Regions from separate parts of the Homo sapiens genome. Here region 2 is linked to region 1. The links are chromatin loops, found by intact Hi-C in ENCODE. Cell type or tissue: HepG2. All regions are shown on one strand. Links, peaks and the distances in the headings refer to the core of each region. The heading gives the core; the rest is flanking DNA. Region 1 holds the start of LOC105375404 (a long non-coding RNA gene). Region 2 overlaps SGCE (sarcoglycan epsilon).

Region 1 (16,302 bases), core at 3,244-11,243:
CAGGCAGAAAATAATTAATAAAATGGCAGAAGTAAATCCTCGTATTTTAAATGGATTAAACTTTGCAATGAAAAGTCAGAGATTGGGCCAGGTGCGGTGGCTCACGCCTGTAATCCCAGCACTTTGGGAGGCTGAGGCAGGCGGATCACAAGGTCAGGAGATCAAGACCATCCTGTCTAACATGGTGAAACCCTGTCTCTACTAAAAATACAAAAAATTAGCTGGGCATGGTGGCGGGCACCTGTAGTCCCAGCTACTTGGGAGGCTGAGGCAAGAGAATAGCATGAACCCGGGAGGCAGAGCTTGCAGTGAGCCGAGATCACACCACTGCACTCCAGCCTGGGTGACAGAGTAAGACTCTGTCTCAAAAAAGAAAAAAAAAAAAGTCAGAGATTGGTAGAATGGAGTTTTTTTAATGATACAACGATATGCTGTCTACAAGAGACACACTTCATGCCTGGTGTGGTGGCTCACACCTGTAATCCTAGTACTTTGGGAGGCTGAGGTGGGAGGACCACTTGAGGCCCGGATTTTTAGACCAGTCTGGACAACATAGATAGACTCCTATCTATACAAAAAATTTAAAAATTGGCCAAGCACAGAGGTGCTAAACTACTTGGGAGGCTGAGACAGGAGGATTACTTGAGCCCAGGAGGTTGAGGCTGCAGTGAGCCAAAACTGCACCACTGCTCTCCAGCCTGGGTGACAGAGTGAGACCCTGTCTTTTTAAAAACAAAATATACTCAGATTTCTGAAATTTTTTTTTCACTTAGCAATATTCCTTGGGATTTTTCCCTATAAATACATAATCTCCCCATTCTTTGTTAGCACTACATGGTGTTATATAGCATGGTTACCACATCATCAATCCACTATTCCTTTATTGATGATGTTAGTTCCAATTACAATTATCAATTGTACAGTCAATTACAATTACAAGTAATACTGCAGTGAATGACCTTATTTATATACCCTTTTCCACCAATATGAGTATAAGTTACCAGATGTGGTATATGCATTTTTTAATATGTATATCTAGACTGCCCTCCATAGGGACCCTAGGAATTTATATTCCCACAGCAATGCATCTGTGCTGTCCTGCCATAACCTTCACTCAACACAGTGTCTTATCAACTTGTATCTTATCGTATATTTCAAAGGCATTAATATTTCCCTTTCTGTGAATAGTTTGCTTATACTGCTTCCCCTCTTAGTCCATTTGGGCTGCTATAATATATACCAGAGACTGGGTAGTTTATGAACAACAGAAATTTATTTCTCACAGTATGGAAGGCTAGGAAGTACAAGATCAAAGTGCTGGTAGAGTTGATGTCTGGAAAGGGTCCATTTCCTGATTCCTAGATAGCCATTTTCTGTGTCCACACATGGTGGAAGGGGCAAGGAAACTCTCTGGGGCTTCTTTTATAAGGGCAATAATCCCATTCATGAGGGTTTGCCCTCAGGACCTAATCATCTCCCAAAGGCCCAATCTCCAAATACCATCACATTGGTGATTAGGTTTCAACATATTAATTCATACACATTCAGACCATAGCACCCACTTCACTTATCTGTCGTTTGTTCTTTTATCATCAATGCCTAGGAAGTCTTTACATTTTGGGGAGATTAGCCTTTTGTCTATAATATAAGATACAAATGCCTTTTCTCAGTCTATCTTTGGATTTACTTGTTTTTGCTTTGCAAAAATTTTTTTCTAACATAGCAGATTTTGTCAATCTTTTATGACTTCTGGATTTTGAATAGTTTTTGAATAAAGAATACTTTATCATTCCAAAGTAATACAGGATATCATTTGTATTTTTTCTATACTTTTATGATGTATGGTAGGGATCCAACTTAATTTTGTTTAAAATGACAACCTTCTTGCCAGTATTATTTATTAAACAATCCATCTTTTTTGTAACTGACTTGAGTTGCTACCTATAGCATATACTAAATTCATAGACATGTATGGGACGATTTATGTACTTTTTACTCTGTATCACTAGCTATTCATGCATTAGCTCCACACAGTTTTAATTAGAGAGGCTTTCTAATATATTATTTCATACAATGTTATAAAATAATACATTTTTATTTCTGGTGAAAGTACCCTCCCATACTGCTCTTCTTTTAAATCAGAGGTTTTCTTGCAATTCTTATTTTTCCAAATACAATTCAGAATCAGCTTATTTCTTAAAAAACCTGTTGATATTCATGTTGGAATCATATGAACTTTATACGTTAATTTAGGATAAATGTTAAAGGAATATATATTTCCATTTCCTTATAATGTATAAAGGAACTCTGTAAGAATACATAAAAAGCTAGTAAGACTGGCTGTGTGTAGTTGGGGAGTAGTAGTCATGGGAACTAGGTAGATGAGGAATTGTAGAGGAAAAATAAAACTTTTCACTATCTGCCCTTAATATTTTATTTTTGAACCATCTAAATTTATTCCCTATTCAAAAATACATACATAACAAGGAAATAATAAAGGACCTTGCCTTTGAAAAAAGAAGCTAGCAGGCATAGGCTGGCAACAGTAGACATTCCTATTTCAGTTCTCTCCACATAGCTTCCCTGGTATTTTAAAGATGACCACAATGTTGAGAGACAGGGGCTTACAAACTCTCTGGTGTCTTCTTTCTGAAATCCCCTTACTGCACTGGTATTTTCAAGGCTAGTACCTTGCCAAAAATGAAGTATACACATGCTTCATGAGGTAAAAAAGGGGCTCATGGCAATTTTCATTTTTGTTTCAATAATATGTCTTTCTTTTACATGGCCCTACTCAGATATTAGAATTCTGAAGAAAGATAAGGTAACCACTGGTATGACAGAAGCAGGGCATAGGAGGCTCAAATCAATAGAGAATAAATAAAAACTAGGCCATTTCAACATGTTAGAAAAGAGAAAAATAAATCACTATAATAAAGAGCAGTCAACAAAAAATACATATTAAACAAGATGGATGAGTTCTAGCCTCTGACAATCACGAAGCAAAATCTGGTATGTGGGTGTGAACTCACAGACTTGGTTCCAATAGGAAATAAATCTGTAACAGAAAGATTAAAAAAAAAAAAGGATGGAAGCAGTAAGACTAAACATCACAGTTAGCAGAATAAATGTGAAAGTGTGTAACACCTCTGGTAAATATCTGGAGTATAGCCATTCTGTTTGGATGATTGAGAGTACAAATTCAAGTATAAACTGCTAGAGGATCCACCAGGGTTAGGAGAAATATTTCTGCATGCTAAAAAGCCTAACCAGAAGAGCCATCATACTGCCACACCATGATGAGCCGAGGGGTAGTTAAGACCTGGCTAAGGTTCTCCTCAGGAAGAAACTGAATTTGCTCTTAATCACAGACAAATGGTCAATTGAGGGCCCAGATTTCTGCTCCATATAGCACAGACTCAATAATTTTACTCTGTTAAATGTTTAAGGAAGGTGTAACCAAAAGCCCACTATGGCACATTTGAAAAAAAGAGAGAGAAAAGTCAATAAAGCTTCCATTAGAATGCCTAGCTTTAAGCAGTGTTGCTTCCTGATGCACCCTCCAAGTTAAACTATTTATGTAATGGAGACCAAAGTAATGGAATTAAAGTACTATATGGAATCATTCAACTATGAAACAGCCATAAGTTGGAGAAAACCTGTGTTTAAAAAAAATTGTAAGAGTTCTTTATGTAAGGATGTTAAAAGTGGTCTATTTGTCAAGTTTTTTTTTTCAATTTGACTCTTAATTTTGTTTGCAGCATTTCTTTTGACTAAGAAATATTTCTTTTTTATAAGTATTATAATCACATTCATTTTGCTTTCTTTTGTTTATATGCTTGAGCTATTCTTTATCAGAAATTAGATAAAAATTAAATTATATTTTGTTTCCCTCCTTTCCTTGCTTATAAAATTCTATGTACACTGTACTAAGAATTTTCACATATACATGATTCTATTCCCAGTTTTATTTCTGGTGTTTTGATGAAGCCCATGAATTTAATTGTAAATTTCTGCATTCATTTGTTATTAACTATAAATGCTCACCTCATTCTTTGTGGTTGACATGAAAATATGCTGCTCAGCTCTCCCTTCAAAAAACCTATTGTGAGGAAGTCCTGGCTCTCCCTGGGCTGCTGATCCCAGCCAATGACTGGGCATGGAAGCGGTACTAGAGCCAGCTCATTCCCGCTCAATGATTGACACTTCCAATGGTAATCTTGGTTTTGGAGCTCCCCATCATCCTAGCCAAGACTTTCTTGAAACTACATTGCATTCTGAAGCTCTTCTTACCCAATTCTCTGACTACCCCTGGTACCTTTCCCCTTTATCCTTCACAAGTATTTTCCTTAGCAAATGTATTGCACATATGATTCTGTCTGCTTCTAGGGAACCCAAAGTGACATAGTTGGCACCTGGAATGGTCTGAGAATGTATATGGTTAGATGAGGTTAGGAGACTGGCTCACTCATGCTCGGCAGGCAACGAGAAGCCCTTACTAAGCAGAATGTGAATCATGAAGTCCTTGGGATAGGTGATAGCTTAATTGCTGAAATTTCCATTAGTGGTGACCTGGGAGAATGTCCTGGTGGAGGGAAGCATCCTTACTAATGTGATAATTGAGGCATTTGAAGGTTTTGGGAGGAACAGCACCTACAGGGACAGTTAAGTCAGTGGGTTATTGCTCACTTGTATGACTGTCCTGTAGATGGAGGATGAGAAGCTGAAGGCAGTTAACAGACATAAGCTAAGTTTTACAGCCACAGGACCTTTTAGGACGCTTACAAAGAGGAACTATACCTTCAGTGGGTGGTAAGTTCAGGATTTAATAACTAGGGTTACAGAGCACCAGAGGTGTTTAAATGCTCAGCCAAGGCAGGTCTATTACGCTAAATTTAGGACCCTTATGTGAAGCCTGGGACTCTGAAACATGGGTTGGGAATATACACAGAACTAGTCTTGCTATTCACAATGGGTTGATAGGCCCCAAAATAATAGAGGCCAGGTAGTGGCACATAAGTGTCAGAGTTGCTTTACCATTAGAGTCTTGGGGGTAGCCAAAGGGTCTTAATGGGAAGGAGTAGTATACATAGATAATAGAATATGGTGTCTCTAGGGGAAAAATAGATGGGCAGCGAATTACTGTGCTACTTAACATATACAACCAGAAGGCAAGAATAGAGGAGCAGGAGGCTGAGAGCTGTAGCCCAATAAAGCACTGCAATTCCTTGCTGATTTCCCAGATCTGAGACTATGTTCAGATCTGGAACCCATTACCTAAAGAGTTAGCCAATTTCCCAAGAGAAAGAACCCTGCAATGCAATGACAAAGATATAGAGTACTGCAAAGCTTTCTTCAGTTCTTCCCTCATAGAGATTTACAGACATTTACTAATGTGATTGTTGCTGTTAAAAGGAGAGTAACCAGCCTTTTTGACAACTATTTGACATTGATACATGAAGACCCAAAGTATTTTCATGGCCTTCAGAGTGGGCGCACGCAAAGACTAAGTAGTAAATGGGGTTCTGGCCAAAGTAGGTTCACTATGTCCATGGATCCATCCTGTTGGACCATGCACCCCATTTACTACTACTTTAGCCAGGACCCTGCAGTCATTTCCTGAATGTATAATTGGAATTTATATACTTGAAAATTGAAGTTAGCCTCAATTGGGTCCTTTGCCTGTGGGGCAAGAGCTATCATAGAGGATGAAGGCCAAGTGGAAGACTTTGAAACTGCCTCCCTAACTGCCAAAGACGGTAAATTACAATTTCTTATCCCAGGGGTGATGGAAGGTATTAGTGCAACCATTAAAGATCCAAAGAATGCAGGGATAGTGGTCCCTATCATATCACTTTAATTCATTAGTCTGGCCCTGCAGAAACCAGATGGATCTTGAGGAATATCAGTACACTACAACAAGCTCAACCAAGCAGTAGCCTGGACCACAACTGTTGTGCCAGACACAGTTTCATTGCTAGAGCAGAGTAGTAAGGCCTCAGGTACATGTCTACTGGCTTAGTGAATGTGTTCTTTCCATTCTAATCAGAAATTGTGTGCATTCACATGAAAGAGACAAAAATACTCATTTGCTTCTTCGCTATGGTAACTCTTTTGCTGTGTCATAAAATAGTCTGAAGAGATCTAAACTATCTAAACATCCCATAGGATATTATGTTGATTATGTTGAGGACATCATGCTCATAAACTGGTTATCACACTGGAGGTCTTGGTGAGACATGCGTACTCTAGAGTATGGGAAATAAGCCATTAAAAGACTAGTAGTCTTGCCACTTAAGTACACTTTTTAAGAGTCCAGCAGTCAGGGCTATGACAAGACATGTCCATCAAAATAAAAAACACATTGCTGCATCTTGTATTCCCTACTGCAAAGAAAGAAGCTCCTAGTGCCTAGTAGGCTCTTTGGGTTCTGGGGGCAACACATTCCACACTTAGGGATACTGCTCTGGACATATACCAAATGATAAAAATGGTAGCCAGCTTTCAGCGGGGGCGTGGGGGAGGGGGGCTAAATGAGGGCTGTGCTATTAATGAAAAATGTATGGATTTGATAAAACAAAAAATGTAAGAAATAACAGTCAAAACAGAAGACAACTGGCAACTGGGAAAAGTGTTTGCAAAATTAGAGTTTTCATCCTTATTACACAAGGAATACTTCTAAATTACCAAGAAAAAGACAAGCCCTTAAGTTGCACAAGGATAAAAAAAAATAAGCAGGCATTTTAAGAAAAAAATTGAAAGTGGTAAGTAATTAGTTATGGCTTCATTCTCTAATTGACCAAACCACCAAAAAATTGTTTTTCCTCAAATTCCTTAGCTATGTATAAGAGTTTTCCAGAGCTTAACTATTATCTCCACAGAGGCCTTTTCTGACCCTTGCATGGAAGACGCCTCTTTAATGTTGCCTCCGTTTAGGATATTTGGAAAAGGGGGTAAGGAGGGAGGTAGTATAACCACTTTTCTTGTGTGGTCCACTCAACGTCTTCAGGTTCCATGTCCCTTCTTGCTACTCATTTCTCCAGCAATTTAGTCACTACTCACTTTGTCATACATCATTGGAGATTCATAGAGCAGAACCCCCCTAAAGGTGATACTGCTGTTTCTACAAAGGCCTTTGTATGTAAGATAGGGTTGAGCATAAGGAAGATCTTACTCCTTCTAGGTACCATCATATCAGGTTGTTCCGGTGTCTCTTATTTTTCTGAAGGGCCAGGAAAACTAAGCTGTAAAATACAGGAATTTTCCTGAATCCTCCAGCATTCTCTGGCATAAAAAAAAAGGGGGTCAGCTGAGACTACATCCCAGTAGGAGACCACCTGGTCTAAAATGAAACCACTCCCAGACTGGAACATGTTGACATGGCAGTAAGAAGCATCCATAGAAGAGGTTATTGCTACGTCATAAGGGCAAGTGTGTACCAACACCTTGAGTTTGCAGCCTGACATCTGGTCCACAGAGCAGCAATTTCAAAAGAGGAAACAATTGGCAGTTAGAGAAGGAAATGGCATAGCTACCATTGGAATTTTTGGTAATCTCAAAGAAAAAAAAAAGGAAACTGTATCGACTGAAAAGAAACACATGAAGTGAACAGGATAAGGAGAACTTTCGGCCTTATTTTCATAAATTGCAGAGAACTGTGAACATTTGTTATAGGGACATTTCGTGAGCAACTCAGGGACCCTAATGAGGAGATAAATGACTTGGAAGACTAGGATTTTCAAACATAACCAGTGAGGCAAAAATATTACTACTACCATTTGTATATACTATGACTCTTGATCATCCTGACTGGTGTGGTCTGAAGAAACACTTAGGACTACCAGACTGCCTCATTTCAAAAAAGAATGTAAGATGGCTTATAAGGCTAGGCAAAATATAGCCAAATAACATCATCTGAAGTATATGAGAAGGAAAAAGGGATCAAGAATGAGACTAATATAAACAATACCAAAGTGCCCTGTTTTCTAGATGGAGCACAAATTTAGCTCTTGCTTCTTATCGGCAAACATAAAAAGCCAACTCACAATGTACCTAAGATAGTAGCAAATGAACTGTTTACAAGAGGTGCAAATATTACAGTAAGGTCAGAATAACTTCAGACTCCACAAAAAGAGCCCATTGTGTGATGTAATCAACATTCCTACAGTTGACACAATGATGAGTTTCATAGAATTGTTTATAGAATGTCCTGCAATGCTAACCAATGGCTTCAAACTCAAGAGAAATTCTAGGGGTAAGTCAGGAAGTTACTGTCCAGGCGGTCTTTGCTAGGTGCTTGCCAGACTTAATTCTCAGGTACATTCTAAAGTATCTGAGGAAGTGATAAAAAGCAAATCCCTAACATTCCTTTATAAATACTGTTAACCACAGTCAAACTCACAGAAGATAGATATTAGCTAGCTGACGGTTCATGACTGGAGTTCAGCCACCCTAGGGTTCTAAGAAAAACTGTCTTAATGAGACATTAAGCTGGTGTAGGAGTGACATCTTTTAGGCAAACTTGAGTTTAATAATCAGTAGTTTCTGAGAGAATACTCTAGAGTTTGACCGAGGTTCTCTTTAGGAAAAAAAAAAATTGAATCTGTGCTCTCACACAGACAGATGGGCCATTTAGGTTCCAAAGTTCTGCTCAATATAACCTAGTCTTAATTAATTTTAGTTTGGAAAATGTTTAAGGAAGGCATAACAGTGGCCATTAAAAAATCTTTGCCCTCCCCGCAATTCCCAAAAAGCATCCATAGAAAGCCTAACTTTGAGTACTGTGGTTTCCTGATGTTCTTCCAAGTTAAATTATTTATGTAATGAACATTGAGGTATCTGAATGAAGTGACCTTCTGTGTAGAATTAGGAACCAAGTGAAATTTGGAAAACAGCTTGGTGTTTCTAAACTATAAGAGCTCTCTATATACCCAGGATATTAATTTTTTTTTGAGGCAGAGTTTCGCTCTTGTTGCCCAGGCTGGAGTGCAATAGCGTGATCTCGGCTCATTGCAACCTCTGCCTCTGGGTTCAAACGATTCTCCTGCCTCAGCCTCCCAAGTAGCTGGAATTACAGGCCCCCACCACCACACCTGGCTAATTTTTTGTATTTTTAGTAGAGATGGGGTTTTGCCATATTGGCCAGGCTGGTCACGAACCAGGACATTAAATTCTCATCAAATATTAATGTTCTAAAATGTTCCCACTTGTATTTTTTCTATTATGTTTTTGGGCATACTGAAATTTTAAATTTTCACGTAATAGATGTAGCAATTCTGGATTTACCTTTTAGCCTTAACAGGTCATTTCTCATCTAAGAATGAGATGTTCACCTACATTTTCTACTGTTTATTTTACATGTCTTTAAACCTATTAATCATTTTATATTTCTTTTGGTATACAGAGTAAGAATGGGAATTTATCACTCTCACCCCTCAATTAAGCAATAGTCCCAGGGCTATTTAAAGAATATTTCTACCTTTCCCCAGTAATGTGAAATCAAACCATTACCTTATTCTAATATCTTTTGATAAAATCTGTTTTTATGCTGATTCTATCCATTAATCTATATATTCTTGCATCCATTCCACACTGATATTAGTGTAAATAATATATCCAAATATACAACTTTACAAATCCCACTTCTCCCGTTACTCTAAAACTTTTCCTGGATATTCTGGCCCAGGTATTACTTCTTTATAGTTTCCATTTTTAATTTTGTAGTCTCTGAGAAAGGGCTCCAGTTCCATGTGCCTTATGCATTACGTACTTTGGAAGTACTGGATTCCTCAGACTTCAACTAAATGTTTTTCCATCACTTTGTCTCTCCCAGTGACAGGGTCTAGAGGTGGGGATAAAATGGAAGGGGTCAAGGAAAGAAAGTGCTGAATTCTTAGTTCTAGTTTTCTCTCAACACCAGAAATAACTGCCACTATTTTCTCCTGACTAACCTAAGAAAAACACATCATGCCACTCCCAATATTAGTTATCTTCAAAAACCTGTCTAGTCTAGTCTTATGAAGGAAGGCATATTCATTCCGTCTATCAGCAGGACTTTGACCCTGTGACTTGTTAAAAACAAAACAAATACTAACCTACTTATGAAAGAGCTACAGTCAAAAATCAAGTACTAAGGATGGATAGAAAAGAGAAAGACAAAGCCTAAGAATTAAAACAACAAAACAAACCAACAAAACTGCCAGATATAGAATCAAGCTTTATTTTTACTGAATGATAGTATAAGCTTTTAATATAACATAGGCATGTATAATATTGAAGATATTTTAATTTGAAAATAAAGGGAAAATACATTTAATTATTCCATTTTTCTTAGTTTTACTTTGAATTCCAAATAAGAATTTTAATACATTTTTGGCTGGGCACGGTGGCTCACGCCTATATCCTAGCACTTTGGGAGACCGAGGAAGGTGGATCACCTGAGGTCAGGAATTCGACAACAGCCTGGCCAACACGGTGAAACCCCGTCTCTACTAAAAATATAAAAATTAGCCAGGCATGGTGGTGCACACCTGTAATCCCAGCTACCTGGGAAGCTGAGGCAGGAGAATTGCTTGAACCTGGGAGGCAGAGGATGCAGTGAGCCGAGATTGCGCCATTGCACTCCAGCCTGGGCAAGAGAGCGAGACTGCCTCTCAAAACAAAACAAAACAAAAGCAAAACAATTTTAGTATCTTTTTTACTAAGATGTAAAATGTCAGGTGCTCAGGACAATTTTACTGCTGAATCCCTGAAAGACAAAGGGTATTTTATTCCATTTCATATTTCCCCCAAATTGTTCATAATGGTTACTTTTGAACATAAATGTCTGCGTAATTGTAAAAGAAATTATTCCATATATATACATATATATATACACACACACACACACACATACACACACACACACACACACACACACACAGACATATATACAGAATTTGGGTATTCCAATATTGTTATATTTAGGTTCTGGTACCACATTGAATGCCAGTTAAATAGCTTCCATTTGTGTCTCCTTGTTTCTACTATGACTATTAATATGGAAAGGCAGAACAAATAGTGCCATTAAATTTTTGTAAGATTTAAAATCAGAAAATCAGGCCAGGCACAGTGGCTCACGCCTGTAATCCCAGCACTTTGGGAGGCTGAGGCAGGTGGATCGCTTGAGGCCAGGAATTGGAGACCAGCTTGGCCAACAGGGTGAAACCCCAACTCTACTAAAAATACAAAAATTAGCCAGGTATGGTGGCAGGCACCTGTAATTCCAGCTACTCAGGAGGCTGAGGCAGGAGAATTGCTTGAACCCAGGAGGCGGAGGTTGCAGTAAGCCAAGATCACGCCACTGCACTCCAGCCTAGGTGACAGAGTAAGACCCTGCCTCAAAAAATTAATTAATTAATTAAATAAAATAAGAAATCTATTCTGGAAATCAGTCATCAAACACCACAATTTTGGGAATATAGTTTGGACGACCACTTCCTTTTCTGGAAACCATTTTTAGAATAAGAAAATGAGCCAGAATACACCTTGCCAAATAAGTTTCCCCAAATCACAATTATGATTTGGGGAATGAACACAAGAATGAACAAATTAAGTCATAAATGTATGCAATCATTTTTGAATGTCTTTGCAGAGAAATATTCAAAGTGGTAAGATGGATTGAACTGCCAACCAAAATTGTCAATCTTTATTTCAGTCTTCACTATTAAGCTAAAAAGGTAATTTTTCTCTTGAATGATGTGAAGAATTGAATTTCTTTCAACTGTTCCAAAAATCTGTAAGTACAATACTACCTAATCTCCTGTTATGCAACAGACTCCCATGTGGTACATCCAATTCATTACACAAAACACTGAATTGTCTGCAATGCAAGCCATGGAACACATCCAGTTTATGATATCAATGACTATATCCAGGATGCATTCCCGTTTTAAGGTTTTAGTATAAAGTCATTCGAGAATAGAATAATAAATGAACTTGGGTCCCACATCCTTGTAAAACATTATTAATTTAGATGGGCTGAATTTTTAATGCTTCTATTGGCTACCCACAAAAATGGGAAGTTTTGGCAAAGGAAAGGAGGAACGATTGAGGTAGAATTCAGTCAAGCAAGTACCTTTTAAAGCCAGATGGTAGATTTCTGACTGTGATTTCTATTACAGAAAAATCTGAATTTAGAGAACCTCTGTGGTTTTATCTCAACTTTAGCATATCTAAACATCCTGTTAAAAATCTTATTCTAAAGAATGGTATGATTGAGTAATGCAAATGGTCAGTATCTGAGTCGATGCAGAAAATAAAATATTAAGACATTTACCGTATATATAGGTGCTATCATTGTGGCAACTTCCACAATAACCTTTTAAGACTAATTAAGAAAATCAAATATAAAAAATATTTTTAACTACAAATAAATTATTTTTAAATTATACAGATTATTATATAATTATATGTAAAAAATAGTGCTTTATATTAAATAAGAACAAGTGATGAAGAAACAGGGCTCACCAGGTAAGTTTTAGGCTTCAGTTCAAATAGGAGAGAAAAGCATATATTCACTGCGGCATCCCTACTGAAGACATAAGTGCTTCCAAAATACACAGGGAGACTGGTCATCTTTCTTTTTCAATTGTTTCATCAAGAAGAATCTTTTTCAGGTGATAAAACTTACAAGCTAAATTAAAATGCACTCTACTCATTGGCAAGCTACATGAACAAGAATAATGTGATCACAGTACTTGGAAGTTTTTGATTTATAACTATACTATTCTCTACTTATAAGGCTGCAGTCTAGGAGGCAGAGCAATGAATCATTACAATTGTCTATCTGGGAAATGTCAAAAGATTAAGTAAGGGCAAAAGAAGAGAGAAAAGGAAAGAACACACATCTCTGTCCAAGAAATATTCCTCTATTAATGGAGGTATATCAGTAGCACATAAATCCAGTGCTAAATAAATAATAAGTACATTTTTAAAATCTTCAAGCAAAATCACTAATGAACCATAATGCTTAAACTTCCTTGGTGGAAAGCAGATGACCCTCTGAAGCTCTGATAACTAAATGATTCCTTATCCAACTATCATTTGGTAACCTACCCCTACATATTAAGCAATTTAAAAAGCAAATTTAAGTTGAGGAAATAATTAGATATTTGAACCAATCATGAATGGATCCAGCATTTTTGAAAAAGAACACATATAGTTTAATTGATACTTTGCCAATACAAAAATAAGCATCCACAGAATGTTTATTTACTGTTTAAATTACTCCATATTTTCATATACTGTGAACAGAAAATATATTTTACCCCACATATAGTAAAAGCAAACAAGTGCAATCTTTCAAACATTAAAATCATAATCAAATCTGTACAACAGATAAATAAATGTATACCTCTAACAGTTAGCTTGTAAAAAAAAATCAAACAAAAAGCAAAAACATTTATTGCCCAAATTCACCAGTTTACTTAAAATTCTACTTATGGTAATACAGCTCAATCGTAACAACTTGCATGTTTACTACACTGCACAAGTTTAGACTGATAAATATTTAAAATAGGAGGTGGGTAATAGGAAATACCAAATGGCTATAAAGAGCTTTCCAAATATTGGAAATAATATACGAAAATTAATTAGTGGGGATAACATATTAAATGGATCCACAGGGTAACTGGTATTACACTGGTATAGCTTGAGGAAAGGAAACAGGTGAACGTTTGGATTGGAAAAAAAATTTTGGCTTTTTTATAAAACGAAGCAACAATAACATCAACAATGACAAAACCCTGTCATGGAGCCTCAGAACTATTCTGTGAGACAAAGTGTACAAAGATTTAGGCTTGCATACCCGAAAACCACAGTTAGGAAGAAAAATCATTTCAGGAAACAACATCAGAACAAGAACACATATAAATTAAAGGCATACTGTTTATCATTCCACTTCATTGCACATATAAGAAAACAATACTGCCGTCATTCTTGAGTAAGAAAGTTTCCAATGAAAGAGGAAGTTCCACAATGAATACAGGTGCAGACAGTCTTATTACCACAAATTTAGTTATATCAAAACACTTGGTGGTGTCACTAAGTTAATTAAATTATCTATACTTTTTACTGGAAAGGTAATCATTTCCCTGCCTTCATATGTTAACTTAAAATCACTTACAAATGGAAATATAGATTCAGTAGAAAAGACTTCACATGCAATCCTATACAATGCATTCTGGTTTTTTGTTTGTTTGTTTGTTTTAGTATTTCATATTGGATATGTACATTTCCAATATATACAACCACATATGTTCAACAGATGTCACAGAACTGTCCTCTTGCCACAAACGTTTATATTTACATACACATTTATATCTCCAGATAGATGCTTTTCTCTTCTAGAGACACACAAAGGTAGCCTGAAGAGTTTAGGTTTTTTAGAATTTTTGGAACCTAATGTTTTGATTTATCTTGAATGGATGATAAGATGAGGAGTCCACAAAAAAATGCAGCTATACATGCCAACCTTTTCAAGAGAGATGAGTTATCTTTAGGAATAATAATCTGTGCAAGATCATTAGTGATCTGAGAAATTTCATGTGCCACACAAACAAATATGAAAGTGCTGACAATGATGTTGAGCATAGGGTTTCCAGGTATCAGTACCAAGATACCCCTTGTGTCCGCTGCCAGCCATATGTGATACTGGCAAATAAATAGCTAGGAGAAAAAATATTTAAGTCAGATATTTATAGAGGGTCCATGAATAAATTACAGTTTTCCCTAATTTAAACAATTTGGTTGCATAATAACATTAGAAGGCTTTCCTAAAACCATTTTATTCTGTCTCACTACTGGCCCTGAAAAGTCCACTGCAGTCTACTCCTTAGAACTCCAACTGCTAATACAATCTCTCTTATAAATGAGACCAAAGAAAATAATAGAACAATTATTCAAGAACTCAAAGAGGAATTTATTTTCCCTATTTTAAGAGACAATTTAATAAATCCTATACTCTAAAAACTCTAAAATATATGTTGTTATTACAATATAAATTGTTTTAAAACATTCTATTTCAAATAATAAAGCTTAGACTACTCAGAATACATTTTAAAACCTACTGTTCAAACTGATTTTGTAGATAATTTCATATTATGTATCTTACACAAAATGTAATGAGTTTATACTTTCTCCCACAATTTCCAATCATAATAAGGGTAAATTTTATTATGGTATGCATCAATAAACTGAATTCCAGTAATATATTTAATTATGGAGATGAACAAAAAATCAAAATCCCCTCAGTTTGATTTCATTTATATACCTGGTCTAATATTTTTCTCTCTTGGTCTCAGCATCTTGGTTGTGCTTGAAAGCTCAAGACAACGTAAATAATATTTTGCAAGTAATCTATATCTAGTCATTTAAAAATAAGGCTTAAAAACATTCCAAAATACTTTAGTATTGTTGAAAGTTCTAAGTCTTTTCCCTGTAATTCCATAATAGCTTCAGTTTAGAAAAAAGTACGTCCGATTTTCATACTCACATATATGTGTGATATTTACACACACACACGTACATACACAAACATGAAACACCTGGCTGTGTAAGATAAGCAAAATATTAATGTACCAACCTCTAATGAAATTTTTCCAAACCAAGCAAAAAATGAACTGTAAACTGAACGGGCATATCCAGGGATGTTTCTTATTAGGATGAAGGCTAAAATCTAAAGAAAAAGCACAAAAGCAAATATTAATAATCTCTTTATTGAAAAGTATTTTGTATAAAGCTTTCTTTTAAATGATAACCTTATTCTTTATGTTTGTGAACTTGACACATATACAACAGTCTTTTTATATTCTAAAAGTATTAGAAAGTTATTTTTGTTCTAAAGTCTACCCAAACTGGATTTCTCAACACATGGTCGGTATGCTGCATACCAATGAACATTTTAAGTAGTACATGGCTGAACAATTTTATGTATACTGGAAAAATTACAGATTTGCCTAAGGCCCTTTGTGTAGAAAAAGTTGCTATCATATTTATGTAGCAACACTTCACAAAATCATATAATTTTGCTGCTCTCATAAAGTATCTGCTTGGTTGACAGTCATTCCCTCTCTTGACTCCCTTCAAAATCCTCCTTCCGCTGACAGCCATGATAGTACGGGAAATGGCATGGCTTTTAACATGTCTTCATGTTTGCTCTGCATGGCCTGGCGAATGATGTCTTGAACTATATTCACATGTAATATATTTTCCTCTCTGGATCTTTTCTCTCCCGAAAGAATCTCCAGCTTTTGGGATCCTGGC
Region 2 (8,000 bases), core at 1-8,000, 81 kb before region 1:
ATCTTTGCAGGGATTTAACCAGGACATGATCAGATCTGCATTTCAAAAAGAGCACTTTAGCTGTTTGTGAGGAAAAGGTTGGAGGGGTCAGAATAGTTTGCAGCAGACTAGTAAGCTCCTTTAGTAATTGAGGATAGAGTTGATGACCTTGTGGGCTAGCGTGGTGATGGGGAGATGAAGATAGGAGGGATATTTTAGGGGGTAAAAACCAACAGAAGTGAGTGTTGCATTGAATTTGGTGCTAAGTTTGTCGGGAGGAGATTTCAAGGATGATTTCCAGATTTCTGTCATCTACATGAGGACAGATGGTGGTGCCACACACAGGATGAAGAGGGCTGGAATAGGATCAGTTTTTAAGGGAAAGAGTATGGGTCCTAGTTTGGACAAGCTTAGTTTGAGGTGATGATAAATAAATTATGATTGAGACACATAGCAGAAAATGATGTAGCCTTAAAATGTGCTATCATGTAAACATGTTCAAGATATATTCTAAGTGAAAAAATGTGATCATATTATGCAAAAAAGAGCACGGTATGTGTTTTTGTGTGTACACACATAGAATATGGAAAGACACGAGGACGATTAAGGGTAGATACGCTAGGCAGTGACATTGGTGGGATGGCAACAGGGATATGAGGGAGAACATTTATATTTTGTACCCTCCTGGTTATACTATTGGAAAGTATAGTACAATGAGAATGTATGGATTTTTATAATTAAGGAAATTAATAACAATTTAAAGCAAACATACAATATAAGAATATTTCTTTTTTAGAGGTTACTTAGTTGGAAAGAGCATGTGAGCATTGTTATATTTTTTATTGTGAACAGAAATTTTTCCTGCAGCTTTACGTCCCTAACCCAATAGCTCATACACTTGGCTTTTTAATCCTTTTCCACTAGATTGCACTATTACACTAGATTTTATAGTGCCTGTATACTGTTTTGTATTCTGCTTTTCACTAATTTTATTATTTTCACAATAGTCCAACATTGTGCAAGTGAGGACATTAAATTGTAATGGTGCATATAACTGTTGCTTATATGCATTGTTTTTGTTAAAGTTTCCACTGGTGTTCCTGTTTCATCTGAGATATATAGTTCTGTTCCCATGAGTGGAAACCCAGACTTATCTTCTCAGGCTATTTGAGCAAAGGAGCAGAAAATACCAAGAGAAGTGAGTAACCTTCTCTTCTCCATTAACTATTCTGTCAAACCAAAACTTCTTATATTGAACGTTTAACTTTCCACTCAATTTTGATATTGTGTTTAATGCAGTTGAGTCTTGCTCACACATAACTTTTTGCTTTTGCTGCATTGCTTCCTCTGAATAAATATCTAAAAGCTTATGAGAGTCAGAATATAAATATCGATGTAATTCATTTCTTACTACATCAGGCTTCCCTCAAAAGGGTTAAACTGCAGCCCTCAACTTGGCTAAGTGCAGAGAATGAGGATTGGCTGAGATGCCATCTTTTTAGTCCTTGGACAACGAGTGTAGTGGAGTTTGGTATGGCTGTCGCCTCTTCTGAGTAGCCTCTACAGTTGACTCTACTATATATTTCTATAGAATATCATTTTTCATATGTGTCATGATTGTGGAAAAAAATGAGAGTGCAGTATTATTATATAATGCCACCTGTAGTGATGATAGTTTTTTTTCATTTGAAGATATATTTTTAAAAACGATTGTATTTAAAGAAATCCAAAATTTTCTTCAAATTAGTTGAAGAGTAAATGTAATAATAGTTTTCATTTTTGGGGGACATCATTATATGCTAGGCATTCTTCTAAAGTTCTTAAATACATTATGTCATTTAATACTCAACAGTATGTCACTGATATGGGTACTATTCTATTCCAGATGAGGCACAGAAACATTGAGTAGCTTGCCCAATGGACAAAAATTAGGATTTGAACCCAGACACTGTCTGTAAAGACTGATGTTAAACACTACCTTTCTGTACTACAGTTTTATTTCACTCTAAAGTCTCTTATATCTAATTTTTTTAGCTTCTTCTGGCATTCTTCATTTAAAGCCTTGCTGTAACATTTCTTTTAGGATTATCTTTTCCCAACTCCTTTCAGAGGTTGGGGTAAACAGTCCTCCTCAGTAAAGCCATTTTTTTCCCCATAGGTTCCAAAACTTAAAGCTTTCTTCTTTCAACAAATTGTTTTTGTTCTTGTTTTGGTGCCCATAGTGCATGAGATTAATTTCCACTGCACAGTAGTAGCATAGTAATGGTGATGGGAACTTTGGCTTTATATATGAAAAAATATATATAAATAAAAATGTGTATATCATTTTGTGTAAGTACATTCTTTGACTGCACAACAAAATCACCTAACAATGCATTTCTCAAAAAGTATCTCCATTATTAAGCAATGCATGACTGTATTTGGGGGTAGTATTGATGTGTTCATGACATAGACTTTGCAGTCAACCACGAAATGGGTTAAAAATTCAACTCTGCCACTTAGTAAACATAAGACCTGGGGTGAGTTAACATAATTTTCTTAAACTTGGTAGTCTCATTGTAAAATAGAGTGAATACTGCCTACTTAACATAGTCATTGTAAGGATTACATTAGTTAATATGTGTACAACCCTTGGTGTAGTATCCAGCACTTAGTATTTAAGACATTGTAGCTAAAGAAAAGTAATGGCCAACTTACATTTTTTAGAGAGAAAAATGTAAAAATAATGTTTTGATGTAGGAAACAATTTTAAAAGAAATGAGGAGAATTGCATAAAAGAAGGGAAGAGAAAAATGTAGAGGGTCAGGGAGCAGCGTAACAACTTGGATGGGGATGGTAAGAGAAGGGAAGGGATGCCGGACACGTGAGCTATATAACCAACTTCTGAAAACAAAGTCTTTCATCCCCCTTACAGTGGAATATGAAAGAGACAAATGAAGTAGTGGACAGAGAAAGACTTGACAGTTTGCTTTTAAGGTGAGTATGATAATCAGATTAAATTTCATTTGGCATATCCGGCTGTTTACTTGGACAGTGATGTCTGAATAAGTTATTATTTATTATTTCCCTTCCTTGATATTCTGATTAGCTCATCAGCAATCAGTCACTATTCACAGCTCTTCAATTACTTTTATTAAATAGCAATCCTCTCCTCCCCCAGTCAGCAAATTATTCAGGTTTGGGAAACAGTAATATCTCTTCAGAGAGTGCTTGCCCCAGGCCAGATGAAATGTAGTCATGCCGCTACAAGACTCAAAATGAATCATGGAATCTTAAGACAAACTTTAACTGTCATATGGTTTCTAGGGAAGGTGAAGGCATGCCAGCCACCTTTGGATTAATTTAGGCTTTGATGATTTAGAAGGGGGAACATTGAAAAGATGATTAAATTATGTACAGTGATATCCTGGCTAATTGTGTGAATGCCTTCTTAGCTTGGGCTTTGTAAATGCAAGATGCATATGATGTTTTGTTTTTGTGTTTATGAACTAGAGTAAAACTCACACCCAGATATAATTGTAATGTAGATTACCATGAACCTGGTGAGCACAGTGGCGTTCTCTTCCTTTTAAGATTCCTGAGGATAGTCCAGTGTCTTTGGAGGATGTCCAAGAACCAGTCTCTACAAGGTTGACATATCTTTACACATTAGATTTAATCTTGAAAAGTTGTAGGTAGGATACATATTTTAAATATTGAGTCATATTTTTCCGTCCTAGAGAAATCCATTCTCACATAAAAAAATGCATTGGTCCTTTTCTAATGAAAATTAAACTTTAAAATACTAGCCTTTTTCAATGAGTATTCTGTACTTGTCAATGTACAGAATACAATACTTTTCTATACAAGAAGTTAGTCAAGTGGATCCATGATATTGGACACACAATTAAAAATAAATAGTTATTTCCCTATTATTAAAGTTTCTCCCTCAATATGTGGGACTTGGTTTAAGCACATCATTCGTGGCATCGTGTCTTGCCTTTAGTGATATTGCCTGGGGAGTAGAGCCATAAAACATTGTCCTTTTATTGGGATTTATTGGACTTCAGTCTTCTGTGGTCAAAGTAGGACTTCATCTGGATCAATACAAACTTTTAAAAAATGAATGTGTTCAAAAGCAGTGCTGGCCTTGAAATACAGCAATATCTGTGTGTTGTGTTTAAACTATTCTACCCTGCCTCTCTGTTTAAACAATTGAGACACCAATTCAATTTGCTTTTTGAATCCTGTAAAAGCCAACTAGACTGCCCTTATGCAGGACCTGGAAAGTATGAGCAATGATGCATTGATTCACTAGCCAAGGACATGTAGTGGTGTTAAATCTTATGCTGGGTTAGTAGGATTCTAAAAGCAAGAGTGTAAGAAAAAATTCCATAGACCTAAAATTATCCTAGTAAATCCTTTAAATAGCCCATAAGGTATAATATGTGTAATTTTGTATATAAAACTCTGAACAATAATTCTTATGCACAACATAGTCTGAGAACCACTGAGCTAGAATAAAGGAAGGAACAAAAGAGAAGCTGCCTGGGCACTCACCCCATTCTTTCTTTATGGTAACTACCCAGTTCATGGAGAAATGGAGAGTTCTATAGAGTGTCTGCTTGCCTGCAGGATTTACTTCATTATGCTTTAAGATTAAGCCCCTATAATCTTCAGACACATTAATAGATGATTTGGTTTTGTAAGGATTGAATTAGACAGTATATGTGAAAGTACCTTGCTCAGGAGCTGGTGATGGGAAGCAGTTAAATCTAAATGTTGCTTGTCATATCCACAAATACATTGTTCTTTGGAACATTGTAGAGAAGAATTTGGCCACCTGTTTCTTGTCCTTCTAGTTGGGATATTCCACTATCCAGCAAGGTCTTGCATGTTTTTACAAATTGGTTGTACCTGTAAATCAGTTGGAGGTTGGAATGGGTAGGGTTTTCAGGTAATAGTTTATATTTCTTTGGGTTCTGTAATGGCTCCTCTGTCTTCTAGAGTTCACAGTTTTGTATGTGAATTACCTGACGGAATTGTGTAACCCATCTACCTAGACTCTCCATGGTGGAGTCATGAATATGTGTTTTAGAATTTTTTACTATGTATATTTTGGGGGTACATGTGAATATGTATTTTGGGGGAGCTGCCTACGTGCTTCCTATGTAACCAGCATGTTGCTTTTGGAACATAGCCATCAGGAAAAACCCTGGGGGTGGAGTATTTTGCCACAAGAGACTATTAGCATTTCTGATCCTGTTTTAGCTTAAATTATTGGGAAATGCCTCCTGTATTATTCATCTGGATTTAAAAATACATAACTTCCGTTATTAAATAAGCCATTTATTAGAGAAATTCATAAGATTGGTCATTTAGTAGATAAAATTAATATTCTTAATTTGACATATATTTTAAATTGAATACAAATTCAGTAGCTTATTTTGGGGGGTGCTGTGGATTTTGATTTGTACTCCTAGGTGTCACTGACATGATCACCTGAGGTTTTGTTTGTTTTTAATAACCTGGGTTTAACAACTTTTTAAAATTTTAATTATGGATATGTAATAGTTGTACATATATAAAGGGTGCCTGTGACATTTTGATACAAGCATACAATGTGTCATGATTAAATCGGTAGCCTCGGTTTTAGCCGGTTGCAGTGGTCCCAGCAGTGGTTGTAGTCCTAGCTACTTGGGAAGCTGAGGTAGGATGATTGATTACTTGAGCCCAGGAGTTCTAGTCCAGCCTGGGCAACATAGTGGACCCCATCTCTAAAAACACTACTACTACTACTAATAATAATAATAATCTGGGTTTTGAATTGTATTCTTTTCTCATTTTGAAGGGTTGGATTTTTCATAATTTAGCTTAAGTTCAGATTTTTACTGAAAATTCAGTTTGAAAAGGAAATATGCCTTTTACTTCTGATTTATTAAGGTGGGGAGCTCTTTTAAAGTTAAGTTTGCTATACTCCACTAACTGTTGCTGTCTTCACTTTCCTTTCCTTTTCTCATGCCCAAAGTATTTTCCTTACTTCCACATGCTTGGTCCTACCCATTCTACCTTTTCTTGGATTGTATCTTATCAGTTATGCTCCTGTTCTTTATCCTTAATCTCTTCCCCCCTTACATCTTTTCCTCTATTTAGATACAAAATATGTCATCCCTACTAAAATAACCAACCTTCTGTCCACCTTGCTACTCTTCAGTCTATCATTTGATCTTTTTGCTTCCCTATTCTGACCAGTGTTCTTGAAAGATTAACTGTAATTTCTGCATCTACATCTTGACCTTTTGCAGTTTGGCTTCTACTCTCACCACTTTATCAGAACTCCACTTTCAAGGAGTCACCAGTAACTTCTCACTTTTCAAATCTAGCAGTCTTTTCTAAGCTCTCATCCTCTTTGACCTTTTTGCAGTAAGTGAGGATGTTGATCACACTCTCCTTCTTGACATCTCTCTTCTGTTGGCTTATGTTACTCTTCAGACTTCATTTTTCAACCTCTGTGACTGCTTCTCTCTTTCTTTGCTGAATCATCCTCTGCTTTTGATATGTTAATGTATTTATTAACATGTTGTTTTGCTTTTGCTGTCCCTCTTACCTTTTGAGCATTCTTTCTTACTGCATTTCAGGTCCAGAAGTTAGGACAGGCCGGGTGCAGTGGCCCACACCTGTAATCCCAGCACTTTGGCAGGCCGAGGTAGGCGGATCACCTGAGGCCTGGAGTTCGAGACCAGCCTGCCCAACATAGTGAAACCCCATCTCTACCAAAAATACAAAAATTAGCCAGGCATGGTGGTGCATGCCTGTAGTCCCAGCTACTCCAGAGGTTGAGGCTGGAGAATCTCTTGAACCCAGGAGGCGGAGGTTGCAGTGAGCCGAGATCACGCCACTGCACACCAGACTGGGCAACAGAGTGAGACTCCATCTCAAAAAAACAAAAACAAAAAACAAACAAAACAAACACACAGAAGCTAGGACAAATCCCATGGGCAGTTCTTGGGCTGAGCTGAATCCACAAGGAACTTACCTAAAGTAGCCCAAGGGAGAATAGGATGGAGAGCCAATATTGTAATCAGAAAAAACTGGTGCCCAAATCTATCATGTCTAAAATGTAAGGGTGAAAAATCAGAGAGTAGACAGCAGATTGGCAGTTTGGATGGTGAAAAACAGGATCAATAAGAACAGGAACATATATTTGCTCCAGATCACTTTCTATGTAAGAGCCTGATGTATGTGTTACCAGGGACATGGTATCTTTAAGGAATCACACTAGGGCTTTGGCTTCAATAATCATTTCTCTGGAGAAGAACTTTAAATCTGTATGTGAAGCCCCATTACATTATCTTCTTCTTCTCAGATAGTTTCACCTAGATGTCCAACTAGTACCCTAAGTTTAACATATCCTGAATCAAATTAATCATCTTTCTCTTGAAACTGACTTTTCTGAGGTTCCTAAAGTATTGCTATTCTATGTCATTCTAGATAAAAAATTCAAAGGCGTCTTTGATTCTCCTTTTATCCCTGCACCTAGCAGTTTGAAAAAGTATTGTCAGTATTATCTCCATTATCTCCATGTCAGTATTATCTCCATTACAAGGTGTCTTGTAATTGGCACCACTTTTTGTTTCCTTGTGCTTCACCCTGACTGCTATCTGACACTCTTGCAGTAGCCCCTACTTAGTATTCCTTAACCCCTATGCTAGTCATTGCTGCCAGTGTGAGGAAAATTCAACTGTGAATTTAAAAGGTACTTTAAACTTAACAACATTCCTAGCCAGAGATAATTGCTTCCCCATTAGTGTTCTTATAGCACGTATGCTTTCTACCATTTGTGTGTATAATTAGTATGATTTATTATATATGTGTGTGTGTATATATGTGTATGTATGTATATGTATATGTACATGAATTGCCAATCCCCATAGATTGTAAGCTCCTTCAGGGGCAGGAACTATGCCTTGGTTGTCTTGTATCCCCACATACTCCTTGTATTGACATACAACAAATATTTGCTGACTAGAATTAAACAGTTA

Evidence for each region. Peaks named below come from ENCODE experiments on the same cell type or tissue, not always from the same donor. Only the 100,000 strongest peaks of a DNase experiment are listed, where the experiment ranks them.
Region 2: it touches region 1 in a loop (2.8-fold over the local background); 3 of 110 quality-filtered maps call a loop at or near these places.

The regions. Positions count from the first base shown.
Region 1 is chr7:94,553,896-94,570,197 of GRCh38, reverse strand. It overlaps CASD1 (CAS1 domain sialic acid O acetyltransferase 1), which reads right to left. Exons shown (of 18, transcript NM_022900.5): 17 at 15,623-15,715; 18 at 13,179-14,706. The coding sequence ends at 14,440. It overlaps LOC105375404 (a long non-coding RNA gene), which reads left to right and starts at 11,703. Exons shown (of 4, transcript XR_007060433.1): 1 at 11,703-11,776. RefSeq lists an enhancer at 14,039-14,088. In HepG2, for the core only: no CTCF peak of the experiment used is centred there; DNase peaks (open chromatin) are centred at 8,147 and 10,047.
Region 2 is chr7:94,639,561-94,647,560 of GRCh38, reverse strand. All of the region lies in intron 1 of SGCE (sarcoglycan epsilon), which reads left to right. Among named protein-coding and RNA genes, the nearest start is that of SGCE, 13 kb to the left of the region's middle. RefSeq lists enhancers at 6,223-6,722, 6,723-7,224. In HepG2, for the core only: no CTCF peak of the experiment used is centred there; a DNase peak (open chromatin) is centred at 4,170.